Regions from separate parts of the Homo sapiens genome. Here all the other regions are linked to region 6. The links are chromatin contacts, found by Hi-C or POLR2A ChIA-PET in ENCODE. All regions are on one chromosome and are shown on one strand. Each heading gives the region's core, a stretch centred on a gene start or an enhancer-like site at or near the end of the contact. The rest is flanking DNA. Distances are from core to core; before and after follow the strand shown.

What was found. Hi-C counts contacts between places; a loop is a spot of excess contacts on that map. ChIA-PET counts read pairs that join two places held with the same protein, here RNA polymerase II (POLR2A). Pooled maps may share reads with other maps.
Region 1: a pooled map shows a loop between it and region 6 (4-fold over the local background). The contact joins the promoter of PGS1 here to the enhancer-like site in region 6. A Hi-C loop is called at or near these places in 2 of 37 single-sample maps with no recorded cell type and 8 of 50 pooled maps. POLR2A ChIA-PET finds 5 or more read pairs at or near these places in 1 of 52 experiments (activated CD4-positive, alpha-beta T cell).
Region 2: a loop to region 6 is called in a pooled map, with 2.1 times the contacts of the local background. The contact joins two enhancer-like sites. A Hi-C loop is called at or near these places in 1 of 168 maps with a recorded cell type or tissue (naive thymus-derived CD4-positive, alpha-beta T cell) and 3 of 50 pooled maps. POLR2A ChIA-PET finds 5 or more read pairs at or near these places in 1 of 52 experiments (HepG2).
Region 3: a loop to region 6 is called in a map with no recorded cell type, with 4 times the contacts of the local background. The contact joins the promoter of METTL23 here to the enhancer-like site in region 6. A Hi-C loop is called at or near these places in 1 of 168 maps with a recorded cell type or tissue (CD8-positive, alpha-beta T cell), 9 of 37 single-sample maps with no recorded cell type and 11 of 50 pooled maps. POLR2A ChIA-PET finds 5 or more read pairs at or near these places in 5 of 52 experiments (MCF 10A, activated B cell, activated CD4-positive, alpha-beta T cell and 2 more).
Region 4: POLR2A ChIA-PET joins it to region 6 with 16 read pairs in A673. The contact joins two enhancer-like sites. A Hi-C loop is called at or near these places in 1 of 168 maps with a recorded cell type or tissue (naive thymus-derived CD4-positive, alpha-beta T cell) and 3 of 50 pooled maps. POLR2A ChIA-PET finds 5 or more read pairs at or near these places in 1 of 52 experiments (A673).
Region 5: a pooled map shows a loop between it and region 6 (2.3-fold over the local background). The contact joins the promoter of SYNGR2 here to the enhancer-like site in region 6. A Hi-C loop is called at or near these places in 2 of 168 maps with a recorded cell type or tissue (GM12878 and GM20431), 8 of 37 single-sample maps with no recorded cell type and 2 of 50 pooled maps. POLR2A ChIA-PET finds 5 or more read pairs at or near these places in 4 of 52 experiments (B cell, activated B cell, activated CD8-positive, alpha-beta memory T cell and 1 more).

What each region holds. Positions count from the first base shown.
Region 1 is chr17:78,377,378-78,381,955 of GRCh38, forward strand. PGS1 (phosphatidylglycerophosphate synthase 1) reads left to right here and starts at 1,272. Exons shown (of 10, transcript NM_024419.5): 1 at 1,272-1,431. The coding sequence starts at 1,289. RefSeq lists an enhancer at 1,161-2,122 and a silencer at 1,318-1,557.
Region 2 is chr17:78,240,935-78,245,377 of GRCh38, forward strand. It overlaps TMEM235 (transmembrane protein 235), which reads left to right. Exons shown (of 5, transcript NM_001395503.1): 5 at 1-53. Among named protein-coding and RNA genes, the nearest start is that of TMEM235, 12 kb to the left of the region's middle. RefSeq lists a silencer at 681-730 and enhancers at 891-1,010, 1,481-1,610, 1,621-1,770. Within about 2 kb of position 1,562, at least 4 of the 41 ENCODE cell types and tissues checked have a DNase peak (open chromatin) inside an H3K27ac peak, as active enhancers do.
Region 3 is chr17:76,723,823-76,728,812 of GRCh38, forward strand. It overlaps METTL23 (methyltransferase 23, arginine), which reads left to right and starts at 3,017. Exons shown (of 5, transcript NM_001080510.5): 1 at 3,017-3,356. JMJD6 (jumonji domain containing 6, arginine demethylase and lysine hydroxylase) reads right to left here and starts at 2,784. Exons shown (of 6, transcript NM_015167.3): 1 at 2,525-2,784; 2 at 1,645-2,033; 3 at 1-236. The coding sequence starts at 2,653. RefSeq lists enhancers at 2,657-3,286, 3,917-4,545 and silencers at 2,708-2,837, 2,948-3,397.
Region 4 is chr17:78,260,961-78,265,950 of GRCh38, forward strand. LINC01993 (long intergenic non-protein coding RNA 1993) reads right to left here. Exons shown (of 7, transcript NR_073178.1): 6 at 2,287-3,262; 7 at 389-953. Among named protein-coding and RNA genes, the nearest start is that of LINC01993, 15 kb to the right of the region's middle. Within about 2 kb of position 2,323, at least 17 of the 41 ENCODE cell types and tissues checked have a DNase peak (open chromatin) inside an H3K27ac peak, as active enhancers do.
Region 5 is chr17:78,166,579-78,171,315 of GRCh38, forward strand. It overlaps SYNGR2 (synaptogyrin 2), which reads left to right and starts at 2,003. Exons shown (of 4, transcript NM_004710.7): 1 at 2,003-2,137; 2 at 4,239-4,476. The coding sequence starts at 2,039. RefSeq lists silencers at 1,666-2,275, 2,306-2,465.
Region 6 is chr17:77,463,650-77,468,284 of GRCh38, forward strand. The region is part of intron 3 of SEPTIN9 (septin 9); the gene reads left to right. Among named protein-coding and RNA genes, the nearest start is that of MIR4316, 69 kb to the left of the region's middle. RefSeq lists enhancers at 1,616-1,675, 2,276-2,405, 2,357-3,108, 3,109-3,861. Within about 2 kb of position 1,777, at least 26 of the 41 ENCODE cell types and tissues checked have a DNase peak (open chromatin) inside an H3K27ac peak, as active enhancers do; they include B cell, CD8-positive, alpha-beta T cell and GM12878, where a contact is called at or near this core.

The DNA of each region.
Region 1 (4,578 bases), core at 22-2,521, 910 kb after region 6:
TCTGTGTACTTGGGCATATCAGGAGGGTGGAAGACTGTTCATCTCACACAGATTTGCTTAGGCTGTTCTGTGCCATGGAGCTGCAGCCTCTGGGGCTAACAGGGTGAAAAATGATTCCTCTCTCAGTCTGGTGGGGATTTTCCGTGGTTCTGTGCACCTTAGTGAGTCAGCGTTAACCAGGTTACAAGACTTTGTACAAGAACAGACTTTGTTCAAGTTTAACACCTTAGGGGTGTTGTACAAGTCTAAAGAACACCCTATCAATTAGAGCCTCAAACAGTAATTCCCTCACTTATCAGTGAGAAGTCCTTTTTTTTTTTTTTTTTTTTTTTTTTTGACGGAGTTTTGCTCTTGTTGCCCAGGCTGGAGTACAGTGGTTCGATCTTGGCTCACTGCAACCTCCACCTCCTGGGTTCAAGCGATTATCCTGCCTCAGCCTCCTGAGTAGTTTGGGATTACAGGCATGGGCCACTGCGCCCAGCTAATTTTTTGCATTTTTAGTAGAGACGGGGTTTCATCAGGTTGGCCAGGCTGGTCTCGAACTCCTGACTTCAGGTGATCCACCCGCCTCTGCCTCCCAGAGTGCAGGGATTACAGGCGTGAGCCACTGCGCCGGCCGAGGAGTCAATCTTGACAGCCAGTGGTCAGGCTCGGTGGCTCATGTCTGTAATGGCAACACTTTGGGAGGCTGAGGCTGGATGATCTCTTGAGCCCAGGAGCTCGAGACCGGCCTGGGCAACGTAGTGAGACCCCCATCTCGACAAAAAAGTAAAGAATTAGCCGGGCATGGTGGCACACGCACTTTGGTGGTCCCAGCACTTTGGGAGTGGTCCCAGCACTTTGAGAGGATCCCCTGAGGCCGGGAGGTCGAGGCTGCAATGCGCCAAGATCGCGCCACTGCACTCCAGCCTGGGACACAGACCGAGACTCTGTCTCAAAACAAACAAACAAAAGCTTTTTTGACAGCTGGTGAGTTGGAGCCAAGCGTGACGGTGCTAGAGCCCCTGCGCCGCATCCTTTCCTCCGCGACCTGTGACGAGTGACTGCAGGAATGCAGGCCACCTGGCGCCCTTACGGATTTAACGGGCCGGCTTCCGACCCCCTCCTGCGGCGCGACCACTGTTCCTCGCCTGTGTCCCCCAGAGGGGAAACTGAGGCTTGGGGGCGGTGCAGCGCCGCCCTCCCCGAGCCAGGGGTTCCGCGCCTGCGCGCCTGAGCCGTGTCCGCGCTCGCCTTTGTCAATAAAGTTCGCGCCCGCCGGGAGCGGAAGCGGAAGCGGCGAGTCTCCATGGCGGTGGCGGCGGCAGCTGCGGCGGGACCCGTGTTCTGGAGGCGACTGCTGGGCCTCCTGCCTGGCCGCCCAGGGCTGGCCGCGCTCCTGGGACGCCTGTCCGACCGCCTCGGCAGGAACCGGGACCGCCAGCGCAGGAGGTGAGAGGGGCGGCCGGGATGAGAGTGCAGCCCTCGCGGCTGCAGCCCGGCCCCCCGGCGCTCAAACTCCCGGCCCCAGCGTCCTGGGCATCCGCAGCGAGTCCCTCCCCGGTTTCCGGGCCCATTTCTGCCTCCCGGGGCTCGGCGCCTGACCTATGTGCTTCTTCACTGGCCTTCTTGAGGGAGGGTGGGCGGCTCGTGCTCCATTATCGGCCGGGTCCAGCCGGCGGGCCTCCTGCGCAGCCCGGCCAGTCCTTGCTCCCCGTCTACACCGTGCTTGTTGGCGAGCCCCGGCCACCGTGCACTTACACGTTAAAAGAGGGACTGTGTGTGCGTTCAGGGAGCTTCGGTCAAGCTCCAGAGGCTGTTTATATCATGGTTTCGGCCCCAGGATGTGAGTGTCGGAGAGTTCAGAGGGGTCTTTTCCTTAGGTAAGCCTGGCTGTGAGTGAATCACCGTTGCTGGGATTTTGTGTATAGAGCGTTTCTCACATCCTGCCAGAAAAAGCTGTGAAGCAATCCTTAGTAACACTCAGGCATGGGAAGAGGAGCCACTCGAAACACTTTTTACACATTTCAAAGGGCCTGTGTTCTGGAAAAGTACTGAAGTTATGTAAATGATGAAGTAGGCTTTGGAGCAATTTGTTCAGGCAGTGGTCTTTTAAAATAAACATTTGCCAAGAACATGCTGACCTGAGGCTTGCTAATATTAAAAAAAAGGGGATAAATAATTCTTGGCCGGGTGTGGTGGCTCACGCCTGTAATTCCAGCACTTTGGGAGGCCGAGGCAGGTGGATCACCTGAGGTCAGGAGTTTAAGACCAGCCTGACCAACATGGTGAAACCGTCTCTACTAAAAATACAAAATTAGCTGGGCATGGTGGTGCATGGCTGTAATCCCAGCTACTTGGGAGGCTGACCCTGAGGCAGGAGAATCGCTTGAACCCAGGAGGTGGAGTTTGCAGTGAGCCAAGATTGCCTCATTGCACTCCAGCCTAGGCAACAAGAGCAAAACTCTGTTTCAAAAAAAAAAAATTCTCTTGTGTGCAAATAGTTTTCTTTTCTTTTCTTTTTTTTTTGAGACGGAGTTTCACTCGTTGCCCAGACTGGAGTGCAATGGCGCAATCTTGGCTCACCTCAATCTCCACCTTCCAGGTTCAAGCGATTCTCCTGCCTCAGCCTCCCGAGTAGCTGGGATTACAGACATAAGCCACCACACCCGGCTAATTTTGTATTTTTAGTAGAGACAGGGTTTTTCCATGTTGGTCAGGCTGGTCTCTAACTCCCAGCCTCAGTTGATCCACCTGCCTCGGCCTCCCAAAGTGCTGGGATTACAGGCGTGAGCCACCGTGCCCGGCTGCAAATAGGTTTCTTAATTGAGTCTTACACTTGATCTTTAAAAAAAAAAATCTTAGAACTGCTTCCTTTAGTTGAGGTTGCATTGTGTTAGATTTTCTATCTGTACGTGTACTCCTCGGGTGAGATTTGACCTCCTGGGGTCAGACATCTAGTACAGAGATCTGGGGTCCAGTCATGTGTACTGATTCTAGGTACAGAAAAGAGCTTGCTTCATGGTGATCTATGGTGGAAGATTTTCATCGAAAACTCAAGTTTGATTTAGGGGAATTTTTAGGTGATAGAATCAGGGCAGGATGGCGCTCTTGGAAACCTGCTAGGTTTCACGTTGGTGAACCCAGCAGGACTGGGGCTGTAAAAGAAATGGCCTCTGCATTTTTTGCATTTTCATTTTTTCAGTGTTTAACAAAAGACCTGCTCATCTCTGGGTGACGAAGTCAGATGACTTCTACGTCCTGGCATCAAACCACTGAGATTTGGTTTACAGTTTCAAAAAAATGTTCTACCCTTGAAGACAAGATTTAGGTGACTTTGTCATTTCCCTCTATATGTTTAAACTATATGAAAAACACTTCATTATAAATCATTGTTCAACATTGGAATTGATTACTAAAGGATGTTGGGGCAGTTGACACAAATATTTTAAAAAAGAAATCTCTCATGAGTGTGCTTTTTTTCTTTTTCTTTTTCTTTTTTTTTTTGAGACAGAGTCTTGTTCTGTCACTCAGGCTGGAGTGCAGTGGTCTGATCTCGGCTCAGTGCAACCTCTACCTCGTGGGTTCAAGTGATTCTCCTGCCTCAGCCTCCAGAGTAGCTGGGTCTACAGACACATGCCACCACGTCCGGCTAATTTTTGTATCTTTAGTAGAGACAGGGTTTCACCATGTTGGCCAGGCTGGCCTCGATCTCCTGACCTTGTAACCTGCCCACCTCGGCCTCCCACAGTGCTGGGATTACAGGTGTGAGCCACTGCGCCCAGCCACTTTTTTGTTTTTTGGTGGTGGGAGGGGCAGTGTGGCAGTGGAGATAGTCTAAATTGACTTTCTAATCTCTTTTTTTTGTAAATTGTGTGAGTGGATGCAGTTTGTGTGCCTTCATCCTTCATTAAGCTGAGAGAGATGATTGTTTCTCTGGGACAACAGTTCAACCAGCAACTCAGTTTCTTGGGCATTAAGACAGAAGTTTTTGCTTTGTAATCCTCGGAAATAATGCCTATGGTAGGACTGAGGATAAATGCTTTGACCGGTATTGAGTGGTAGTGTAGGTTTCTGAGCCTTTCTTTGCCTTATTCGGTTTGCAGTTCTTTTCTGATTCGTTGTGGCCTTGGTGTTCGAGTTATTCATGTTTGTTGTGGCTGCTTACCCTTTATTAGCTGCTGACTTTGCTTTCTTCTCCATTATTCAGTTGCACCTCCCAATTTCTCATTCCCCGAATGATGTGGTTTCTTGTAACTCGCTGATCATTGATTCATTGATAATAGTTCTGTGCAGTCATGAGCTTGAATTATTTTAGGTTTTAGCTTGTCGATCTGAGTCAGCTGTTGGAGGGCCAGTGAACCCTCGTGAGGGGACGTTCCTTTTACTGCCGCGGTTTCCTTTCAGGCATAGAGACAGCCAGAGAGACAGAGAACTCTACTTAAAATTACTTCTGTTAATGATTTAGAAGCACTGTCATTTCCTCTTAAGCTAGCATCTGACTCATTATCATTAGGAACTGCTGGATCCGTTAATTTATTCATCATGTGTGTATTGAGCACTGCTGTGCTGTGCTAGGTACTCAGGAAGCAAAGATAA
Region 2 (4,443 bases), core at 312-2,811, 780 kb after region 6:
GGTAACACATGCCTGTCTGTCATAAACAGTACAAACGTGAGCAAACACTGTCACCAGCTGTGCGCGTGTCTGTCTGTCCATCCAGAGGTGTTCTGAGAGCGTGTGTGCACGTGTGTGTGTGTCCACTGTGAAGTCATCTGTAGACATACAAGCCTACTTCTTATTCCCAGATCAGCACAGGGAGTGGGGAGGGGGGCCTGGGTCTCCGTTTTGGAAACGGGGGCTGGCTTCGTGGGCATGTCCTCTCAGCTTGGGAGGAAAGGTGTGGCGGACTCTTCCTCTCCTCCTCCTGGCCCCCAACTTCTGCTGATGAGGCTTCTCCTGGGGGTTTGCTGGGAAGCCAGGGATGTGAGCCTAACTTCAGGCCTCTCACGGCAGATGTGCTTGGGCTCTGGGGATAGGACACTGGGGAAGACACACCGGGGAGGGGCTGCTGGGACCACCAGCGTTCCCGGAGAGTGTGTGTGGTGGGGAGGGTGTGCTGCTTGACCCTTCCCTTCCAGAACAGAGCTGCCCACCTTGCCTCCACGTGTTCTGGGGCGTGTGGAACTTAGCCAGGCCAGGTAACTTCTTCACTCTCTCATTGGCCAGCCACATCCCTCACCCTCTGGTTGGTTAGTGGACTCCCTCACGCTCTGATTGGCTAGTCAACTCCTTCACTCTGACTGGCCAGCCACATCCCTCACCCTCTGATTGGCTAGTTGACTCCACTCTGGCCAGTTGATGCCCCACACTCTCTGATTGGCCAGTCAGTGTTCCTTACCCTCTGAATGGCCAGTTAACTCCCTCACTCTCTGGCTAGTCTCCACAGTGATTGGCCCAAGGGTTCTGTCTGTGTTCATGGTTCTCTGAGTGTCAGGCTTTGCAGCTGTGATTAAGAGGCGGATGAGTGCCTCCCAGGGAAGAGACAGTGCATGGTTCAAGGTCACCCAGAATAGACAACATGACATCAGGCTCAAATGGTGCTGCGTCGTTTACAGCAAGAGGAGAGAGCCTGTGCACCAAAACCGCTTGCAATGGTGGTTCCCACGGTGGGATCCACTGGCCCACGTGGGCCTCTTTCTTCAATTTTTTCTTAGAATTTTTCAAAATAGGTAACACGTGCCCTTGTGCCACAAATAGCACAAAGGCGAGTAAACACTGTCACCAGCTGTGCGCACGTCTGTCCATCCAGAGGTGTTCTGTGTGTGTGTGAGCAAGCGTGTGCACGTGCCAGAAACAAGCCCTGACTCAGAGGCCCTTCCCCCAGCATCGAAGGCGCTTGCTCCTCTCGCCACAGCAAAGCCCCTTCTCCAGGGATGGCCCAGCTCCGCCAGGTCCTGGGCCCACTGGCATCCCACTCGGGCATGTTTATCTGCACCACCTGGTAGGTGCCCCTGCCAGGGGCCTGACCTCTGTGAGGACAGGGGCCTCTCATCAGCTCAGGCCCTATGCCCAACCAGCATTTATAAATGCAGTAGGCAGCCCGCAAGAGAGCCCCCATCTGTCCTCATCTCCTGGTGCTCACGCCTCTGTAGGCCTTACCACACTGAGTCAGCGCTGACTTGGGTGTCAAGTAGGAAGTACCAGCGTGTGAGGGGGTCATAAAAAGGCAGCTTCTGCCTCGGTCTCAGACTGCTCACCCTAGGGGAAGCAAGTCATCAGACTGTGAAGACACTCAGGAAGCCCTGAGGAGATGCTCACATGGACAGGACTGAGGCCTCCGCCAACAGCAGCAGCAGCGTGTCAGCTGTGTGAGGACACCACCTGCGAGAGGATTATTCAGATAATGCAGTTCTCACTGATGTCTTGACGGCAACCTCGTGAGAAACTCCAAACCAGAACTTTCCAGCTGTAAGCCACTCCCAAATTCCGCCTCTCCCCCGCTTTTTTTTTGAGACAGGGTCTCACTCTGTCACCTAGGCTGGAGAGCAGTGGCTCCATCTCGGCTCACTGAGGCATGGCCCTTCTGGGCTCAAGTGATCCTCCCACCTCAGCCTCTCGAGTAGCTGGGACCACAGGTGTGAGTCACCAGGCCTGGTTACTTTTTTTGTTTGTTTGGTTTTGGTTTTTTTTGAGACAGAGTTTTTGCTCTGTCGCCCAGTCTGGAGTGCAGTGGTGCGATCTTGGCTCACTGCAACCTCTGCCTCCCGAGTTCAAGCGATTCTCCTGCCTCAGCCTCCCAAGTAGCTGGGATTACAGATGCGTGCTACCGTGCCTGGCTGATTTTTGTATTTTTAGTAGAGATGGGGTTTTACCATGTTGGCCAGGCTGATCTCCAACTTCTGACCTCAGGCGATACCCCATGCCTCGGCCTCCTAAAGTGCTGGGATTACAGACGTGAGCCACCACATCCAGCCACCTGGCTACTTTTTGTGTTTGTAGAGACGGAGTTGCACCATGTTGGCCAGGCTGGTCTCAAACTTCTGGGCTCAAGCAGTCCACCTGCCCCGGCGTTCCAAAGTGCTGGGATTGACTACAGGTGTGCGTGAGCCACCACACCCGGCTCACTCTCCAATTCCTAACCCACAGTGCTATGGGAAATAATGATTGTTGCTTTAAGGCAGTATGTTTTGGGGTCATTTGTTATGCAGCAATGGATAACCAATATAATGCACTTTTGCTGGTGCTTGCCCCAGACAGGGCAGTAAGGGAGACACGGAATTACAGGGGCTTAGAGTTACTGGCTTCCTTCTTTTTTTTTTTTTTTTTGAGACGGAGTCTTGCTCTTGTCACCCAGGCTGGAGTGCAATGGCGTGATATCGGCTCACCGCAACCTCCGCTTCCCGGGTTCAAGCGATTCTCCTGCCTCAGCCTCCTGAGTAGCTGGGATTACAGGCACCTGCCACCATGCCCTGCTGATTTTTGTGCTTTTAGTACAGATGGGGGTTTCTCCATGTTGGCCAGGCTGGTCTTGAACTCCTGACCTCAGGTGATCCACCTGCCTCGGCCTCCCAAAATGCTGGGATTACAGGCATGCGAGTTGCTGGCTTTCTTTTGATTCTCTGAGTTACCACCTTCTCCAGCACAGGACAGCAGTTCTGGGGCCCTGGGAACTCCTGTATACGGATCTTCCACAGTATGGATCTGGATTCTTCTAAGAGATGGAGGGACAGAGGGAAACTCCCCTTTGCCTGCCACGTGGACTCTTCTCCCCTTACACTCACTGCAGTCCAAGATTTCCACCGTCCCCTCCCTCCCTCCCTTCCTTCCTTTTCTTTCTTTCATTTCTTTCTTGAGACGGAGTTTCACTCTTCTCTGGTGCCCAGGCTGGAGTGCAATGGTGTGATCTCAGGTCACTGCAACCTCTGCCTCCCAGGTTCAAGTGATTCTCCTGCCTCAGCCTCCCGAGTAGCTGGGATTACAGGTATGTGCCACCACGCCCGGCTAATTTTGTATTTTTAGTAGAGATGGGGTTTCTCCATGTTGGTCAGGCTGGTCTTGAATTCCTGATCTCAGGTGATCCACCCACCTCAGCCTCCCTAAGTGCTGGGATTATAGGCATGACCCACCACACCCAGCCCATGCTGTGGTTTCTCATAGCTCTTCCTCTAGTCCAGGCCCCCTCCTGAGCTCTGTGCTTACATTCCTGGCAGCTTCTTAACCACCTCTTCTTGGGGTCTCAAAGTTAACAATCTTAAGCTAAAGTCTCTACTTTACCATTCTAAACAATCCTCCTTCTGGGATTCCTATTAAGGGCTTTCTAAAGCACTGATCTGACTGTATACCTCCCCTCTTTAATACACACACACACACACACACACACACACACACACACACACACACGCAGAGATTTATATACATATATACATATCCAGAATGAAATAGACAAAAATATTAATAGTTATTCTTAGATGATAAAAATACAGGTAATTTTTATTTTCTTCTTCTTCTTCTTTTTTTTTTTTTTTTTTTGAGATGGAGTCTCACTCTCTTGCCCAGGCTGAAGTGCAGTGGCGGGATCTCGGCTCACTGCAACCTCTGCCTCCTGGGTTCAAGCACTTCTTCTGCTTCAGCCCCCTGAGTAGCTGGGATTACAGGCACGCACCACCAGGCCTGGATACTTTTTTGTATTTTTAGTAGAGATGGGGTTTGCTATATTGGCCAGGCTGGTCTCAAACTCCTGACCTCAGGTGATCCACCTGCCTAAGCCTGCCAAAGTGCTGGGATTACAGGCATGAGCCACCATGCCCAGCCTCTTTATTCTTTTTAATATTATCACAAGTTATTTATTTATTTATTTATTTATTTATTTATTTTTTGAGATGGAGTTTTGCCCTTGTTGCCCAGGCTGGAGTGCAATGGCACGATCTCAGCTCACTGCAACCTCCACCTCCCGGGTTCAAGTGATTCTCCTGCCTCAGCCTCCTGAGTAGCTGGGATTACAGGCACATGCCATCATGCCTGGCTAATTTTGCATTTTTAGTAGAGACAGAGTTTCTCCATGTTGGTCAGGCTGGTCTT
Region 3 (4,990 bases), core at 1,767-4,266, 740 kb before region 6:
ATTCAGGTGGCCAGGTTGGAAGCTGTGTCCGGGGATAAATAACATTAAACCAGGTAATAGCTTCGTCTTGCTGGTTCCCTCCTTCGTCTCGGGTCACTTTGATGAGTTCCCTGGGAGTGCTGGTAGGAAACAGGCACCAGCGCTTGTGGCCCTGAACTAAGGCATTCCAGGCACTGGTTCCCAGAGGGTCGATGTGAATCCCAGTTCCGGAGCGTGGTGGCCCCATCACAAACCACCTACAGAATGGAGATATCCAAGATGTGAAGTGTAATTTACTTACACACATACCACACAAAACAATAAGTTTTTAGTTTTTCTTTGAGAGTCTTGCTCTATCACCCAGGCTGGAATGCAGTGGCGTGATCTTGGCTGACAGTAACCTCTGCTTCCCCAGGTTCATGTGATTCTCCTGCCTTAGCCTCCTGAGTAGCTGGGATTACCGACGCACACCACCACGCCTGGCTAATTTTTGTATTTTTAGTAGAGACAGGGTTTCACCATGTTGCCTAGGCTGGTCTCGAACTCCTGGCCTCAAGTGATCACCTGCCTCGGCCTCCCAAAGTGCTGGAATAACAGGCTTGAGCCACCGCACCTGGCCAGGTTTTAATTTTATGTGATATGTCATCTTTATTTCAGAGATTATATAAATTCTGGTACACAGAAACACTGGGTGCATTGTTCATGGACTGATTCCTAACAAAATAAGAAAAATCAGCTGGGGCGGTAGCTCACGCCTGTAATCCCAGCACTTTGGGAGGCAGAGGTGGGTGCATCACCTGAGGTCAGGAGTTCAAGACCAGCCTGACCAATACGGTGAAACCCCATCTCTACTGAAAATACAAAAATTAGCCGGGTGTGGTGGTGGGCACCTGTAATCCCAGCTACTCAGGAGGCTGAGACAGGAGGATTGCTTGAACCCGGGAGGCGGAGGCTGCAGTGAGCTGAGATTGCGCCACTGCACTCCAGCTTGGACGACAGAGGGAGACTCCATCTCAATGAAGAAAAAAAAAAGAAAAAAAAAGAAAAATCACTAATGTGGTTTATTGCTGGACTTTATTAAAACCTCCCTTAGAGATCAGTGCTTCAACCATAGCTGCACATTCAAGTCACCTGAAGAGCTTTCAGAAATTCTGATGCGCAGGCATCACCCGAATTAAATCAGTCTCCCCAGTAGGGCCCAGGCAGGCCTCAGGAGCCCCCTAAATGAGTTCAATGTACAGCCGAGGGAGTACTCACTGTTTCCAAAAAAGATTAGCAACTGAACTCAGCGAGCAAATGCTGTTGTAGATAAGATTTTAACCACAGGCCGGGCGCGGTGGCTCACACCTGCAATCGCAGCACTTTGGGAGGCCGAGGCGGGCAGATCACCTGAAGTCGGGAGTTCGAGACCAGCCTGACCAACATGGTGAAACCCCGTCTCTACTAAAAATACAAAATTAGCTGGGTGTGGTGGCGCATGCCTGTAATCCCAGTTACAGGAGGCTGAGGCAGGAGAAGCGCTTGAACTCGGGAGATGGAGGTTGCTGTGAGCCGAGATCGCACCACGGCACTGCAGCCTGGGCTACAAGAGTGACGCTCTGTCTCAAAAAAAAAAAAAAAAAAAAAAGAAAAGGATTTTAACCACTTAGCTGCAGAATACTTTACCTGTAAGGGGGCCTGCGCTTCTCCCCAGCATACTGGAAAAGGTCATCAGTGAAAAACTTTGGCACCTTGTAGTCTTCCAAAAGTTTCCTTCTTTTAGGGTGTTCACCATAGCTGCTGTCAAAGATGTAAAGGGGACTATCATCTCGAGTGCTCTCCATGTACTCGATGTAGTATTTCATCTTCATCTTCACTGAGTAGCCATCGTTATCCTCACCACACTTGAACTTCTGGTTCCGATATTTCCTTTTTAGGCGCTCCAGAGTCCATTTCTCCTGCGCAGACCAGCCCTCTTGCGCATTCAACAAAACCACGGGCTTGTAAGGTCTTTCATACCGCTCCACAAATTCTTCCACAGACAGCTGTAAAGCATCTGCCCTTTCCACGTTATCCTGAGGGAATTAAAAAAGACCTGTCCAGTTAAAAAAAAAAAAAAAGTCCAGTGGCAGATAAGGGTGTCCCCAAGGCCAACTGGTAATGACAAACCGAAGGAAGTTGACTCTCGTCTGGCTCCTCCGGGGTGGGGGCAGGGCGCGTGCGTGAGGCCACGTCGTTCCTAGAGCCACCCCCCATGAGCCTTGACAGCCAGGTCCCCTAGGGGACCCGCCGCCCAAAGGAGTCAGGGACGACGGGCCTTCTAGTTGAGAGCGCCACAGGCGTGGGACTCCCGTCGTCCGCCAGAGCAGACGGGCGGCCACAGCACGGGAGGAAGCAGACCCGCCCCGGAATCCGCGCCTCGGGGACCCCAAACTCCGCGGGGTGCGGGTGAGCCTCTACGAGGTCCCGGGCGCTCGGGGCGAGGGCAGCCTCGGGCCCAGAGAAAGGTGCGTAGCGGCTGGAGGTGCCGATGCCCGGCCTGGCCACCCCCGCCCGACCCGCTCACCGCCACGGCCGCCGGGCTCAGCGAGAAGCTCTCGTAGTAGTTGTGCCGGGTCCAATCCAGCGAGTCCTTGAGCTCCGGCCGCGCACTCCGCTTGGCCTCGCGGATGCGCTTCTTGCTCTTGTGGTTCATTCTGCGGGGTCGCCAGCTGGTTCCGCTACGACCTCGGCGCAGCCCGCTTCCTGACACTAACGCACCCCTCCCCGGCCTGGGCGGCGGCGACGGCAGTACCCAAACGCCCTTCGCTCAGTCCCGGCGCCTTTAAAGTCGCCTTCCAGAAAATTCACTCCCCAGCCACCTCCCGAGCCTCGGGTTGGGCAAGCGGCCGCCGTCTTCCCCGCCCCGACGCCTCTCGCGGTTTTCCATTGGCTTTGGCTCCCCTGGGGTACTCCTTCACATACGGCGGGCCTCCGCCATGTTGGGAAGGTCACGTCGGCTGCGTCACCGCCCCGCCCCGCCCCGCCCCTCCCCTCCCGCGCTGCCGCTGTGCCCATCACTTCCGGTCGCGCCAGCCGCCCGTTGCCAGTTCTGCGCGTGTGAGTCTCTTTCGCCTTGCTCCGGGCTTTCTTCGCTCGCAGCGCGGCAGGGTTATCACCAGATCTGGGCTTTCCCCTTCTTGCCGTCAGGTGCTACGGCCACGTGGCCCGCGGCTTCCCGCTCGCGCAGTCTGGCAGCCCGGAGCCTTCCGCGGTCCCCCGCCCGCCCGGGGCCCAACGACGCCCTACTGGGCGAGCACGATTTCCGAGGACAGGGGGTCCGGGCCCAGCGCTTTCGATTCTCGGAGGAGCCGGGTCCGGGGGCCGACGGGGCTGTCCTGGAGGTCCACGTCCCGCAGGTGCGTGCAGCAGCACCCGCCAGGAGGCGCCTGAGGTCAGGAGCGGATGTCGGCTGACTTGGCTGGGTTCCTGAGGGACCGGGGGTGCGGACGCTCAGCTGCGCAGCTTCCTGCTTTAGGTTGACCCCCGGAGCAAAAACGTCGGATATGAAGCCCTTCGGTGCATTAAATGTCTCTCAGTAAGAATTTTGGAGACCCTGCCAAGAAGTGACCCTGGTCACTATGTTGGTCAGGCTGGTCTCGAACTGTAAGCTTAAGTGATCCTCCTGCCTCGGCCTCCCAAAGTGCTAGGATTACAGGCATGAGCCACTGCGCCGGGCCGGCTTTCTCCACATCGAATCTTTCCTGCCAGGAAAGTGACATTCTTGACTGACCTCTAATGCTTCTTTTGATCTTGTCCAAGGGTTTCTTGATTCATCCTTATCTCTCACTTTTGTGTGAGTTTTGGGATCAGGGTTTCCAGTTTTATTTGGTGCCCAAAGTGTTTCTTGGGTTGGACCTCGCTTCTTCCTCTAAGCTCACAGCTACAACAAAACTCTCAATAATAATTCTTTTTCTTTTCTTTTTTTTGAGACACTGTCTCGCTCTGGCGCCCAGGCTGGAGCGCAGTGGCGCGATCACAGCTCACTGCAACCTCCAACTCCCGGATTCAAGTGATCCTCCCGCCTGCCTAAGTGCTGGGATTGCAGGAGTGAGCCACCATGCCCTGCCTGTCTTCGGTTTTTCAAAGCACTTTCACTTTGCAGTATTTCATTTGGTTTTAACACCAGCCTGTGAGGCATGTCCCATGCTAAAGAAACAGCTTTAGAGAAGTTAAATGGGAGGCGGAGGCGGGAGGATCGCTTGGGACCAGGAGTTCCAGACCAGCCTGGGCAATATAGTGATACTACGTCTCTACAAAAAGTAGAAAAATTAGGCATCGTGGCTTGTGCCTGTAGCCCCAGCTACTCCGGAGGGTGAGGTGGGAGGATTGCTTGAGCCCGAGAGGTCGAGGCTGCTGTGAGCTATGATCAGGCCACTGCACTCAGGCATGAGCAACAGAGCAAGACATTGTCAAGAAGAAAAAAAAAAAAAAAGACTGGAGTGGAGGCTATTTCTGATTGTTTCCAAACAGCTTCACTTTTTTTTGCTAACTGCAACCTCAACCTCTGGGCTCAAGTGATCCTCCCACCTCAGCCTTTCAAGTAACTGAGACTACAGGCATTGGCCACCACACCCAATCTGGCTTCACGGATTTTTTTTTTTTTTTTTGGAGATGGAGTCTCGCTCTGTCACCCAGACGAGTGCAGTGGCACAATCTCAGCTCACTGCAACCTCCGCCTCGTGGGTTCAAGTGATTCTCCTGCCTCAGCCTCCCAAGTAGCTGGGATTATAGGCGCCCACCACCATGCCTGGCTAATTTTTGTATTTTTAGTAGAGACGGGGTTTTGCCATGTTGGCCAAGCTGATCTTGAACTCCTGACCTCAGGTGATGCACCTGCCTCGGCCTACCAAAGTGCTGGGATTACAGGTGTAAGCCACCGCTCCCGGCTGGCTTCACGTTTAAATACACTTGCATTTCTTCCTAAATGTAGGGGGTGATGATATTGCCTGTGAGAATAGAAGCCTCTTTCCTTTTTTTTTTTTTTTTTTGG
Region 4 (4,990 bases), core at 1,073-3,572, 800 kb after region 6:
GTAGCTGGGATTACAGGTGCCCACCACCACGCCTGGTTAATTTTTGTATTTTTAGTAGATGGGGGTTTCACCATGTTAGCCAGGCTGGTCTTGAACTCTTGACCTCAGGTGATCTGCCTGCCTCGGCCTTCCAAAGTGGTGGGATTACAGGCATGAGCCACCGTGCCTGGCCTCTTTTTTTTTTTTTTTTTTTTTTTTGAAGAAACTGAGTCTTGCTCTGTCACCCAGGCTGCAGTGCAGTGGTGCAATCATAGCTCATTGCAGCCTGAACTCCTGGGCTTAAGCAATCCACCCCCATCAGCCTCCCAAGGTGCTGGGATTATAGGCATGAGCCACCACACTGGGCCCTGCTCTTTCTGTTAACTGCTAAAGGAGAGTACCTTTTATTATTTATTTATTTATTTATTTATTTTTTGAGACGGAGTCTCGCTCTATCGCCCAGGCTGGAGTGCAGTGGCGCGATCTCGGCTCACTGCAAGCTCCGCCTCCCAAGTTCACACCATTCTCCTGCCTCAGCCTCCCGAGTAGCTGGGACCACAGGCGCCCGCCACCATGCCCGGCTAATTTTTCTTGTATTTTTAGTAGAGACGGGGTTTCACCGTGTTAGCCAGGATGGTCTCGATCTCCTGACCTCGTGATACACCCGTCTTGGCCTCCCAAAGTGCTGGGATTACAGGCGTGAGCCACCGCGCCCAGCCCCTTTTCTTATGTTTTAGCCGTTTGAATTCCTCTTTGTGAAGAGCATGTTCTGGTCTTTTCTCATTGACTGGTCAGGCTGGTTGGTATGTGCAAGCATACTGATCCTTGCGGGTTCTGTGCGTTGCAAAGATTTCACCCCAGGGCTGGGTGCAGTGGCTCATGCCTTCAATCCCAGCACTTTGAGAGTCCAAGGCGGGCGGATCACAAGGTCAGCAGTTCGAGACCAGTCTGGTCAACATAGTGAAACCCCATATCTACCAAAAATACAAAAGATTATCTGGGTATGGTGGTATGTGCCTGTAATCCCAGCTACTTGGGAGACTGAGGCAGGAGAATCACATGAACCCAAGAGTCAGAGGTTGCAGTGAGCAGAGATCGAGCCATTGCGCTCCAGCCCGGGCAACAGTGCGAGACTCCATCTCAAAAAAAAAAAAAAAAAAATTTCCCCACAGTACAGCTGCGGTGGCTCTCGCCTATAATCCCAGCACTTTGGGAGGCCAAGGGACGGGGATCACTGGAGGTCAGGAGTTCGATACCAGCCTGGCCAACGTGGTGAAACCCTGTCTCTACTCAAAATACAGAAATTAGCCAGGCGTGGTGGCACATGCCTGTAATCCCAGCTACTGGGGAGGCTGAGGCAGGAGAATTGCTTGAACCCAGGAGGTGGAGGCTGCAGTGAGCTGACATCGAGCTACTGCACTCCAGCCTGGGTGACAGAGTGAGACTCTGTCAAAAAAAAAAAAAAAAAAAAAAATTTCCCCCGTGCTGTGGTTTGTCTTTTTTTGTTGTTATTGTTTGAGACAAGGTCTGACTCTTTTGCTCAGGTTGGAGTGCAGTGGTATGATCATAGCTCACTGTAGCCTCAACCTCCTGGGCTCAAGCAGTCCTCCGGCCTCAGCCTCCAGAGTAGCAGGGACATACCACCATGCCTGGCTATTTTATTTTATTTGCAGACATGAGGTCTTGCTATGTTGTCCAGGCTGGTCTCAAACTCTTGTCCTCAAGCAGTCCTCCCAACTTGGCCTCCCAAAGTGCTGGGATTACAGGCATGAGCCACTGCAGCTGGCTGGCTTTTCTTTTTCTTTTCTTTCTTTTTCTTCTTCTTTTTTTTTTTTTTTTTTTTTGAGATGGAGTCATGCTCTGTTGCCCAGGCTGGAGTACAGTGGTGCGATCTCAGCTCACTGCAACCTCCACCTCCCAGGTTCAAGCGATTCTCTGCCTCAGCCTCCCCAGTAGCTGAGATTACAGGCACCGACCACCACACGCAGCTAATTTTTGTGTTTAATAGAGAGGGGATTTCACCATGTTGGCCAGGCTGGTCTTGAACTCCTGCTCTCAAGTAATCCACCCGCCTTGGCCTTTCAAAGTGCTGGGATGACAGGTGTGAGCCGCTGCACCCGGCCCCGCTTCTGTCTTTAGATACGGTTGCAAGCTGTGGTGTGTGTGGACAGGGGAATGGGGACTTAGGGATTGGGCTGGGGGGACCCTCAGGAACCCCTCTACTGCCTTCCAGGTGTCCCCAGCTTGGGCTGAGACCAGGGCACCCCCTTGTGCCTTCTGCCCCCACCTGCTCCCTCCTGGGCCTACCAGCCTGCGGCCGCACTGGCTGCTGACAGCTGGGACGCTGGGGTCTGGCGTTATTTACTGCGGCAGCTTCCTCCTCCTTCCAGGAACTTGTCCTCTAACTTGGGGCGGCAGCGAGGCCTCTAATCTTTCGGATCTCGTTTACCGGCATTGGCCTCTCACTTCCTGTTGCTAGGCCTGGACCGAGGCACGGGGTCAGCTCCGTGCACTGCGCCTTGCCTGTTGCCGGGGCCTCTGTTCTGGCCCCTCGGCAGGGAGGACAGAGGGTCAGATGCCGGGCCTCAGGCACAGTGGCCATCTGGGGTAGGGCCAGCTCCACAGAGGCAGGGGACCCAAGGCTGAGCCGGCTGTGGGCTCTGCTTCCTGGAGTCCAGGGTCCAGCACGGGGACCAGGTTATTCCTTCGCTCCTCCTGGCTTGGCAGAGCGTCATGGAAGGTGGCCTTCCCCAGACTCCCCCACATCCCCTCCTCCCACTTCTGCAGCCACCAGAGCCAGGGCCCTTGTGGGAAAGGACAGGGAAGTCTCAGGAGTTTGGGCACAGACAAGATCCCTGGAGACCGTGGGGTCTGCTGCCCTGGAGATGTGGAATCCCAGGCCTTGCCCACCTCCTCCACCCTGGGTGGGTTCCCCAACCACCCAGAGGAGTGCTGGCATCTCGGGGCCACCAGGGCATGGGCAAGAGTGGCTGCCCAGCCCCTGCCAAGGGCCTGAAGCCAGCGCCAGGCAGACCCTGCCTTGTTGAGCAGTATCTTCAGTAAGGGCTCTGTGTGCCGAACACCTGCTGTGCGCCCTGCACACTTATCCCAGAGATGGGATTCAAACCCAGGTTGCCCAGCGCAGAGAAACAGCATTCTCCTTCTGCATCCGTGAAGGAAGCTTTGTCTTCTAAAAGCCCTAGCCCTTCTGTTACCTTGTCCTCAGCCGGCCTGCTTCTGTCCCTGTGCCATAAGCCAGATGAATTTCTCTCCCAGGCTGGCCCTGCAGAGGATGAGAGATGGCCCTTGTTAGAGGCACCCTGGGCACCCCAGGCATGGCTCCCCAGCTGATGATAGAACAACTGAGACAGACCCGGCATGGTGGCTCACACCTGTAATTCCAGCACTTTGGGAGGCCGAGGCAGGCGGATCACTTGAGGTCAGGAGTTCGAGACCACCCTGGCTAACATGGTGAAACCCTGTCTCTACTAAAAATACAAAAAATTAGCCGGGCGTGGTGGCAGGCGCCTGTAGTCCCAGCTACTCAGAAGGCTGAGGCAGGAGAATGGCGTGAACCCGGGAGGCAGAGCTTGCAGTGAGCCGAGATCTCACCACTGCACTCCAGCCTGGGTGACAGAGCGAGACTCTGTCTCAAAAAAAAAAAAAAAAAAAAACATCTGGGATCAGGAAACGAGGAAAAGTATGGTCTTCATAGTGGCAGAGTTTGCAGGGGTCTTTGGGAAGAAGGAAGGTTGGAACTTGAGGCTGGGGGATGGATCATAGGGGAGGGGCTCCATCCTAGCTGGGGAAGGGAGGGCTGTCCTGCTGACATTGGCCTCTAGAATGGGATATGCAGGATGACCCCCCTGGGGCAGGGAGGAGAATGTTATACTTAGCATTTAAATCTCGCTCTTTTTAAATGCCTATCTTTCGTGAATGTTTTATAATGCAAGTAATGTATTCATGCGGTCATGGAAACTTGTAATCTAAAAATAACTATGCATATATCATTTTTGTTGGTAAGGGTGCACGATCAAAATAGTGTGAAGGTTTGAAGGTCACTTTCTCCTAGGTCTTATTGTTTCTTTAATTACTTTTTATTTATTTATTTATTTTTTTGGAGATGGAGTCTTGCTTTGTAACCCAAGCTAAAGCTCACTGCATCCTCGAACTCCTGGGCTCAAGAGATCCTCCTGCCTCAGCCTCTAGGGTAGCTGGGACGGTAGGCGTGTGCCACCGCATCTGGCTCTAGGTCTTATAATTTCTGTCCTTGGCCACCCACCTGCTGATTCCAAGGTCTAGGATGGCAGGATGAAGGAAGGTCCCACATTTGGGGACCTGCAGGACAGGCTGCAACAGAAAGGCCTAGTTTAATGAGTAGCATGGGCGGGCCTGGAGACCGAGAGGTGATGTAGGCACGCATGGGGTTCAGGCCTCTCTGTGGTGAGCGCTTGCCCCCGCTGGAAGCAGAGACAAGACCCTGGCTGGGTCTTCTGTTTTGTTTTGTTTTGTTTTGTTTTCTGAGACAGAGTTTTGCTCTTGTTGCCCAGGCTGGAGTGCGATAGCGCAATGTTGGCTCACTGCAGCCTCTGCCTCCTGGGTGGAAGTGATTCTCCTGCCTCAGCGTCTCGAGTAGCTGGAATTACAGCCACACACCACCACGCCTGGCTAATTTTGTATTTTCAGTAGAGATGGGGTTTCTCTATGTTGGACAGGTTCCTCTCGAACTCCTGACCTCAGGTGATCCGCCCGCCTCGGCCTCCCAAAGTGCTGGGATTACAGGCGTGAGCCACTGCTCCCGGCCATGTGCCGTCTGATTAGGAACCCAAGAGCCCCTTCCTGGGAACAGAAGGACAACTGGCACCTGCTGAGGCACGCCCACTTGCCGAGCTGCCCTGGGATCCCTGGGCAGAGCGTCATCGCTTAAGAACCTAATTCCACAACAAATATTTGTCACGCTCCTGCCAGGGCCCTGGCAGGAGCAGAGGCGGTGTGTACTGCCATGCATTCC
Region 5 (4,737 bases), core at 753-3,252, 700 kb after region 6:
ACTCTCACGTGGTCCAGCTCACCTGGGTTGACTGTGAGCCCCACCTGGCACACCTGCTGTTGTTAATCTGCACCTGCAACTAGCAAAGGGGGGTCTGGAATTCTTCCGGGTTCAGTCAGCCTGTGATCCCACACCTCTGTCTGTACAACCTCCGCTCCCCACTCCAACACACACAGAGCCTGCCCCAGCCTACCCTGCACCAGACCCTCTGTACCGGTTTTTCTTGGGATGGAGGTAGAGAGGGACGGAGGCGAGAGGGGGCTGAACTGGAACTGGATTAAACTTTGCCATCTGCCTGTCGCCCTGAAAACTTCATTTCTGTTTGCATGCCATATATATATTTTTTTATATGTGGTCTTTTCTTTTTTTTTTTTTTTGAGATGGAGTCTCGCTCTGTCGCAATGGTGCAATCTCGGCTCACTGCAACCTCCGCCTCCCGGGTTCAAGCGATTCTCCTGCCTCAGCCTGCCAAGTAGCTGGGACTACAGGCACGCGCCACCATGCCCAGCTAATTTTTGTATTTTTAGTGGAGACGGGGTTTCACCATGTTGGCCAGGGTGTTCTCGATCTCCTGACCTCGTGATCCGCCTGCTTCAGCCTCCCAAAGTGCTGGAATTACAGGCGTGAGCCACCACGCCCGGCCGATATGTGGTCTTACTCTGTCACCCAGGCTGGGGTGCAAAGGCGTGATCTTGGTTCACTGCAAACTCCGCCTCCTGGGCTCAGACAATTCTCCCACCTCAGCCTCTGGAATAGCTGGGACTGCTAGTAGCTGCCACCACGCCTCGCTAACTTTCGTTTTTGGTTTTGTTTGTTTGTTTGTTTGTTTGTTTGTTTTGTTTGTTTTGAGATGGACTCTTGCTCTGTTGCCCAGGCTGGGGTGTAGTGGCTCGATCTCAGCACACGGCCACCTCTGCCTACCGGTTTCAAGCAATTATCCTGCCTCAGCCTCCCAAGTAGCTGGGATTACAGGCGCTTACCACAACGCCCAGCTAATTTTTTTGTTGTTGTTGTATTTTTAGTAGAGACGGGGTTTCACCATGTTGGCCAGGCTGGTCTCAAACTCCTGACCTCAGGTGATCCAACCGCCTCGGCCTCCCAAAGTGCTGGGATTACAGGTGTGAGCCACTGCGCCCGGCCTTGCACACCATCTTTTTTTTTTTTTTTTTTTTTTTTTTTGACACAGAGTTTTGCTCTTGTTGCCCAGGCTGGAGTGCAATGGCACAATCTCGGCTCACCGCAACCTCCACCTCCCAGGTTCAAGCGATTCTCCTGCCTCAGCCTCCCGAGTAGCTGGGATTACAGGCATGCACCACCACACCAGGCTAATTTTTGTATTTTTAGTAGAGACGGGGTTTCTCCATGTTGGTCAGGCTGGTCTCGAACTCCTGACCTCAGGTGATCCAACCGCCTCGGCCTCCCAAAGTGCTGGGATTACAGGTGTGAGCCACCGCTCCCGGCCTTGCACACCATCTTAAGTGTGACGCCACACTGCCCTTCACAGCCTTGGGGCTCTGCCCAGACCAGGAGGAATGGGGAGGGGGTCTTTGACCCTACCCCAGGCTTAGCCCCAGAGAGGAGGAAAGAGTGGCAGGCCAGGCAGGGAGGGGCTCCAGGGTGTGGCCTGGGTTTTTCAGTGGGATGGGGGAGGGGTTGCTTATGAGCCTGGGTGGGTTCTTGGTAGGTGGTGGGCTTCCTAGAGGAGGCGGTGGGAGGGCAGGGGCAAAGAGGGTGAGCGGTCCTCAGTTCGTCCGTCTTCCCGGGGGACTCTCTGACCCTTTCTGGTCCGTGCTGCGGCCGGCGTGGCCCGGAGACTAGCCCCTCAACCCCGAGGTGGGGTGGACCCGGGTGCTCCGCGGCCACAGCCCCTCCCCGCCTCTAGAAGCGCAGTCCCGCGGCTCGCCCGCCGCTCGCGAGGGCCGCACTTTGCCCTCGGTCCCTAGCGGCGCCTGGCCACGCCCCCGGCGGGTGGAGTCGGGCGGGGCGCCGGGCAGGTTCCTCTGCGTTCCGCGGCGGCGGCAGCGGCGGCGACGGCGACATGGAGAGCGGGGCCTACGGCGCGGCCAAGGCGGGCGGCTCCTTCGACCTGCGGCGCTTCCTGACGCAGCCGCAGGTGGTGGCGCGCGCCGTGTGCTTGGTGAGCCCGGGGAGGGCGGGCCGAGGGCACCCTGGGGACCCCCTCTCCGTCGCCAGGCCCGGCGGGGCCCCTAGCCCACGAGCGCGACAGGTGGCGGCGGCCGCGTCCGGGGCCTGGCGGCGAGCGGGGCCGGCGTCCAGCGTCCCGGGCCCCGCCTTCCCGCCCTCCACAGTCTGTCCCGCTGTCCCCTCCCGGTCCCGGGTCCCGCCACCCACCCCACCCCCAGCCTCGCGCCCCGACGCGGGGTGTCCGGATCTCCGCAGGGAGCGGGCCCCTGCCTCGCTGGCAGTGGGAGGAGTTTGGGGGCGGCTCCCGGACAGGTGGCCCGCACGCCGCGACTCCCAGATTGGGGAGTTCACCGGGACGGGGTTTTCCGAAGCCACGTGGGGTAAGGGAGGGGGCGGGGGGCGACCCAACGCCCGGAAACAGGGTGTCCTTCCCACTCGGGGCAGGCCACGGGTCCGCCTTCCCACCCGAAGTTGAGGGACCCCAAGATGTACCCCCTCCCTGTAAGGTGGGCAATACCTCCAAAACCAGGTTTTGTGTGTGTGTGTGTGTGGCGGGGAGGGGGCCTGTTCTTGGACAGCCAGCCCTGAAAGCTGGAGGGGGTGGCATGAGGGGGCAGGCAGAGGTGGGCCTGCTGTGCCCAGACCATGCCTGGGCCTGGAGCTTCTGAGGTCCTCCAGGGCGCCCACACCAGCTCCCAGCCAGGCTGTGGGATCTGATCGCCTCTGTCCTGGGCTGTGTCCAAGAATCAGGTGCCCAGTGGGTCGGGATGGCAGTGCCAGGAGTCCTGGATGGGCACCCTGCTCCCATCATCCCGGAGATCCGGCTTCATCTCCATCTGGGGGCGGGGCCTGTGACTGCCAGCTCCAGAGCCCTATGGAGAGCTCCCTGGGACAACAGGGCAGGACTGGCAGGGGAGAGTCCTGGGGCCATCCCAGAGGGATCCTGATGCTCACAGACCTGTCCCACACCTGCTGAGGTGGAGCAGGCGTGGGTGGTGGCCTTCAAGTTTAGGGAGGTGGTATGGGGCTCTTCCCAAGGGGCTGGAGCTCCCCTACATCCACCCTGGGTCCTCCAGGTGTCTGAGTTCAGAGCTGTATCCACAGGCCTGAGTTAGTCCCCTTGTAGTGCCCTGTGCATGCAGGGCCCTCTGTGGGGTGGGAGACAGACTGGGAGGGACCAGGATGCCACAGAGGCTGCAAGTCCTTGTGTGGAGACAGCTGGCCAGGCTGAACCAGGGAGGGTTCCAGGGGTTCCAGGAGGTGAAGACACAGGGGCGCCAGCATGGCCTTCCCAAGAGGGCCTGTCCACCTTCACCAAGGTGTTCAGGCAGAGGCTGGGTGCTGTAGAAGTGACTTGGGCTGAAGGTGACGGGGGATGGGTAGTCTTTGTGACTTGGCCTGTCTTGGTTAAACCTCTTTCAAGGTGAGGTTGGGCTGGGGATGGAAGGACTGCCCTTCATCCATCAGGTACCTAAGCAGAATGATTCCTGCAGCAGGCCGATGGGGCAGGAGCAGCCCCTGCCTAGGAGGTCCCTGCCCATTCCCCACCCCTCCCCGGTCCAGGATTCCCAGGGGCAGGCCCCCTGGTGCCTGCAGATTCTCATCCTGGGGTGCATCAGGAAGCACTTTGCTCATCAGCTCACCTCCACAAGTTTGGAGGGGCTAAGATGTCAGCCTCCAAAAGGGGACAGCAGGCTGGGCGAGGTGGCTCATGCCTGTAATCCCAGCACTTTGGGAGGCCGAGGAGGGTGGATCACCTGAGGTCAGGAGTTCCAGACCAGCCTGGCCAACATGGTGAAACCCTATCTCTACTAAAAATACGGGTGTGGTGGAGGGCACCTGTAATCCCAGCTACTAGGGAGGCTGAGGCAGAATTGCTTGAACCCAGGAGGCAGAGGATGCAGTGAGCCGAGATCGCACTATTGCACTCCAGCCTGGGCAACAAGAGCAAGACTCCATCTCAAACAACAACAAAAACCCAAAAGGGGACAGCAGTAGTGGGAGAGGCCAGCATCTGTACACCCCATCAGGGTCCCCGCTGTGTGTGCCCCTCAGGCGGCCACCAGCCCTACCAGGTCCTCCCCTCCCGGCAGGTCTTCGCCTTGATCGTGTTCTCCTGCATCTATGGTGAGGGCTACAGCAATGCCCACGAGTCTAAGCAGATGTACTGCGTGTTCAACCGCAACGAGGATGCCTGCCGCTATGGCAGTGCCATCGGGGTGCTGGCCTTCCTGGCCTCGGCCTTCTTCTTGGTGGTCGACGCGTATTTCCCCCAGATCAGCAACGCCACTGACCGCAAGTACCTGGTCATTGGTGACCTGCTCTTCTCAGGTATCTGCCTGTGGCACCTCCATTTGATCTTGGGGGAGGCATTAACTCTAGGGTTCCGCAGCTGGGAGGGTCTCGGCCTCTCTGGGAGGGGCAGGGAGCAGCTCACTCCTCCAGGGCATTTTTAGGAAAGGGTTTTCAGCTAGTGTTTTTCCGTGCTTGAATGGCACCAGCCCTGCCTGGGGTAGCTAGAAGCTGAGTGGACCTGCAGCACACCCGAGCAGATGGGCTTTGCCTCTGCCCCTTTTGTCCCCTAGGCTGTCT
Region 6 (4,635 bases), core at 527-3,026:
CTGGCCAACATGGTGAAATCCCATCTCTACTAAAAATACAAAAATTAGCCAGGCGTGGTGGTAGGCACCTGTAATCCCAGCTACTTGGGAGGCCGAGGCCGGAGAATTGCTTGAACCCGGGAGGCAGAGGTTGCAGTGAGCCGAGATCGCGCCATTGCATTCCAGCCTGGACGACAGAGCAAGATTCCATCTCAAAAAATAAATAAATAAATAAAATTTAAAAAAAAATAGTAATTCTCGATCGCTGAAAATGTCAAATCCTAGAGAACACAGCATTCCTACAAGTGATGTTAACATTGTTCTTGATCAGTTGTTGGCTGAAGATTCATTTGATGAATCTGATTTTTCCAGAATAGACGACTCAGATGACTCTGTTGTTTTGCTTAGAAATAACTGCAGGAACAATTTAAAAAATTTTTTTTCTTTTTAATTTTTTTGTTTTTTGAGACGGACTCTCTCTGTTGCCCAGGCTGGAGTGCAGTGGCACGATCTCGGCTTACTGCAACCTCTGCCTCCTGGGTTCAAGTGATTCTCCAGTCTTAGCCTCCTGAGTTTAGCTGGGATTACAAGGTGCCTGCCACCACACGTGGCTAATTTTTTGTATTTTTAGTAGAGACGGTGTTTCACCAGGTTGACCAGGCTAGTCTCGAACCCCTGACCTCAAATAATTGGCCCATGTCGGCTTCCCAAAGCGCTGGGATTACAGGCGTGAGCCACCACGCCTGGCCAGTTTTTATATTTAATTTTCACACAGAGCATCCAGTCAGATTTGCTTCAGCCTCAAAGAGCGTGTTTATGTAAAATTAAGTGAGTGCTGGCAGTGAGCTGAACTTTCTAAAAGGTAAAAGGGTTAAATATTAAACTCATCCAAAAACACCTTCACAGACACACTCAGAATAATGTTTGACCGGTTACCTAGGTGCCCCATAGCCCAGTCCAGTTGACACAGAAATTTTTTTTTTTTTTTTTGAGACGGAGTCTCGCTCTGTCGCCCAGGCTGGAGTGCAGTGGCGCGATCTTGGCTCACTGCAAGCTTCGCCTCCCAGGTTCACGCCATTCTCCTGCCTCAGCCTCCCGAGTAGCTGGGACTACAGGTGCCCACCACCACACCCGGCTAATTTTTTTTTTTGTATTTTTAGTAGAGATGGGGTTTCACCGTGGTCTCAATCTCCTGACCTCGTGATCCACCCGCCTCAGCCTCCCAAAGTGCTGGGATTACAGGCATGAGCCACTGCGCCCGGCTGACACAGGAAATTAACCATCACAGTTACACAGCCATCGCCATTAATCCCAGCACATTTCATCATCCCCAAAAGAGACCCTGCCCCCATTAGCCAATCCCCATTCCCAACTCCGGGCTCTCAGCCCCTAGCCACCGCTCATCTGCCTTCGTCTCTATGAATTCACCTGTTCTAGATAGTTTGTATAAGTGGAATCGTACAGTATGTGGCCTTGGTGTCTGGCTCCTTTCACTTGGTAGAATATTTTCAAGGCTCATCCACATTGTAGCAGGTGCTGGTGCTTCATTCTTTTTCATGGCCGAATAATATTCCATCGTGGATAGACCACACTGTGTATCTCTTCATCTGCTGATGGACATTTGGGTTGTTTCTGCTTTTTGGCATAATTCTGTTGTGAAGAATTCTGCAGTGAGTGCTGGTCTACAGGTTTTTGTGTGAACATGTTTTCATTTCTCTTGGGTAATTGCAAGATCATGTGGTTTAGCCAACCAGCCTTTAAGCCATGTGTCTGCTGAGGGACCCAGGCCTGGTGGGGGTGCATTGCTGTGCTTGGCCAGCCAGGTGCTGCGAGTCCGTGTCGCAGCCATTTCTCTGTGCTGTGCTCTGAGGTTGTCTCGCCGGCACCGGGCACTGTGAGCCCCAGGAGGCCAAAGCCCCCTTTGTTTTATCTTGAGTCCAGGCCTCGCTCCATGAACTAGGATGAATGGACATTGAATCAACGCAGGGATGGGTGGGGCTGGGGTGGGGACGCAGAGTGACCCCGGGGGCCTGCAGCTGGGTCCTGGCTGCTGACTTCCAGTTTCCTTTGCCTGTTGGAGCCCAGAACAAGTCAGAAAGGGGAAATGCAAAGTTCGAGTGTCTTTTCTGTGGTAGACTGGCAGGCCTGGGTGGGTGAGCCACTTGCAGCTAGTTGCAGCGTGAGAGAGGAAGTGGGAGGGGAGGGAGAGGGTGAGTTTGGTGTAACTCACCCCTGGAAGGAGGCTGGGCTGAGGCTGGGGGAAGTGACTTTTATTTTTCTGAGAGGATTCTTCCCTGGGGCCAACTTCAAACCAAGGGAGACAAGACCTTCCTGGGGGAGGCTGGAAGTGCTGGGGCCCCCAGGTGGGCAGGTCTCCCAGGGCCAACGTCTTGGGGAAGCTATAAGTTACCATGTTTCTGGACTGTCACACACACACACACACACACACACACACACACACACACACACACACACACACGAGTAAACTGTAACACAAATGTGTGCCCATGAAAGTGCCCACTTTAAACCACCACACAGCCTGTAAAGCGAAGGCCCTGGCCCGCATCTGGGCACCCACTGCCCAGCCAGCCGGTAGGCAGTTTGCACTGTAGTCTGTTACCATCCCTCAGAGATGCAGCCGAGGAGCCCAGCTGGCTTGGAGGGCCCAGTGGGCGCAGCCTCAGGAAAGTGGTCAGGCCCGGGCCAGGCCCCTTCCCCCTCCCAGCCTTGGGAGAAATTACCATATGAATGTAGCTCCTTCCCGGAGTTCGGGCTGGAAGGGCCTGGGAGGGGACAGGCTCCCACCCCAGGAGCTTCCAGGTTCCGGCTGCTGCCTGTGTTAGCTGCGTGAGCGTGAGCGAGCCAGGGGTCACTACTGGGTGGAAGGAAGAAGCGGGCATTTCTTCCAGGAGGTCACCGTTGGAGTCCCACAGTAGGTCAACCCCAGGCCCTGGGTCCTCGGGAGGAGGAGAAAGAAGAGAAGCAGGAGGTGTGGAGGGTAGGCCAGGACCAGAAGGCACACAGGGTCGGGGCAGTGTGGGAGACCCTGGGGGCTCCCTCATTTAACCAGCTAACATCACAGCGTTCATAAGAACACGCTATTACTGCAGTTTTATTACTTTGCTCTGATTTCAGAAGGCACAACTGATGACTTTAGGGAACGGAGAATCTGAGGAAGGCCTCGCAGGAGAGGGTCAGATGCGATCGAGTAAATGTGAGCCGTCTGTAAACTGTAGAGTGCACGCACAGCACCGGTCAGCCCTGGGGTCAGTGTTCCCCTGGTGCTCAGCTCGGCCTCTGCACCTTTTAGTGCTCGGCTGGGCTCTGTGGGGGTCAGGGCTGGGTCTGGTACATTAGAGGACTTCTACCAAGCCCCTGGCAGTGTCTCAGTTACTAAATCCAGTTTGCCAGTTACTAAATCCGCTCTGCCGGTTCCCGAATCACTCTTCCGCTGGGGCCGGCCATGTCACGTCAGGCTTTTCATGCAGGACGGCAGATGGATAGACGCTGGGACCAAGTCATCCTTGGGCCGCGAGACGTCTGACCTTCTGCTGGTGTCTCAGAAGATGCTAGCTCTCCGTGGCATGTCTTCCACGCGGTGCTTGGGGACCAGTGGCCTCTAAGGGGCCCCCCTGCCTCAGCGTGGGGAGTGGCCTGGCCAAGGTCTCAGTGTCTGGTTGGAGCCAGGCATAGGCTCAGGTGTACTGGCTGGAGGCCTCCTGCCCATGGGCTCTGCCTGTCCTGTGTCCCTGGTCCTTACTGTGTCTTCTGTGTTCCTGGGAGAGACCCCAGGGGCCCTGAGCCCAGCACTGGGGTTGGGGAGTGGGCGGGGAAGAGGGTGGGGATTAGGGTCCCTGGCTGCAGAACAGCCAGGCCCCAAGTCCCCACTCCACTCCCCTCCCACCGGGCGCCTCATCCCACACTGACCATTTCCTGAAGAAAATTTCCTGAACCGGCCTCCCACCCCGGCTGTCCCAGGAAGCCCATCCATCCTTCCGCCTTAATGCTTTGTGGCTCCAGAAGGATGGTGGAAGCCGGAAATCATGAGTCTCATTCACAGGCGGCCACACACCGAAGCCGCGGAGACGCCGTGGGAAAGGACTCTGGCCAGCGCGGCCGGCACAGAGGGAGCGGTGTTACCGGGGTAGACGGGAACCGTGGCTGCCCCCATGCTGGTCTGGGAGAGACGAGGGGCCGGACGAAAGGACAGCAGACTGGCCATTCATTCATTTATTCATTCACTCATTCACAGCGTCTTACTGGGTGCTTCGGACGTGTAAGGTTTTGTGGGTAGTGAATGCGACAGACCCCAGACAGCAATCGGAGGGCCACGTGTGTAAGAACTGAGGGACCTAGGCTGGGCGTGGTGTCTCAAGCCTGTAATCTCAGCACTTTGGGAGGCAGAGGCGGGCGGATTACGAGGTCAGGAGATCGAGACCATCCTGGCTAACACGGTGAAACCCCGTTTCTACTAAAAATATAAAAAATTAGCCGGGCGTGGTGGCGGGCGCCTGTAATCCCAGCTACTCAGGAGGCTGAGGCAGGAGAATGGCGTGAACCCGGGAGGCAGAGCTTGCAGTGAGCCCAGATAGTGCCACTGCACTCCAGCCTGGGCGACAGAGTGAGACTCCATCTCAAAAAAAACAAAACAAAACA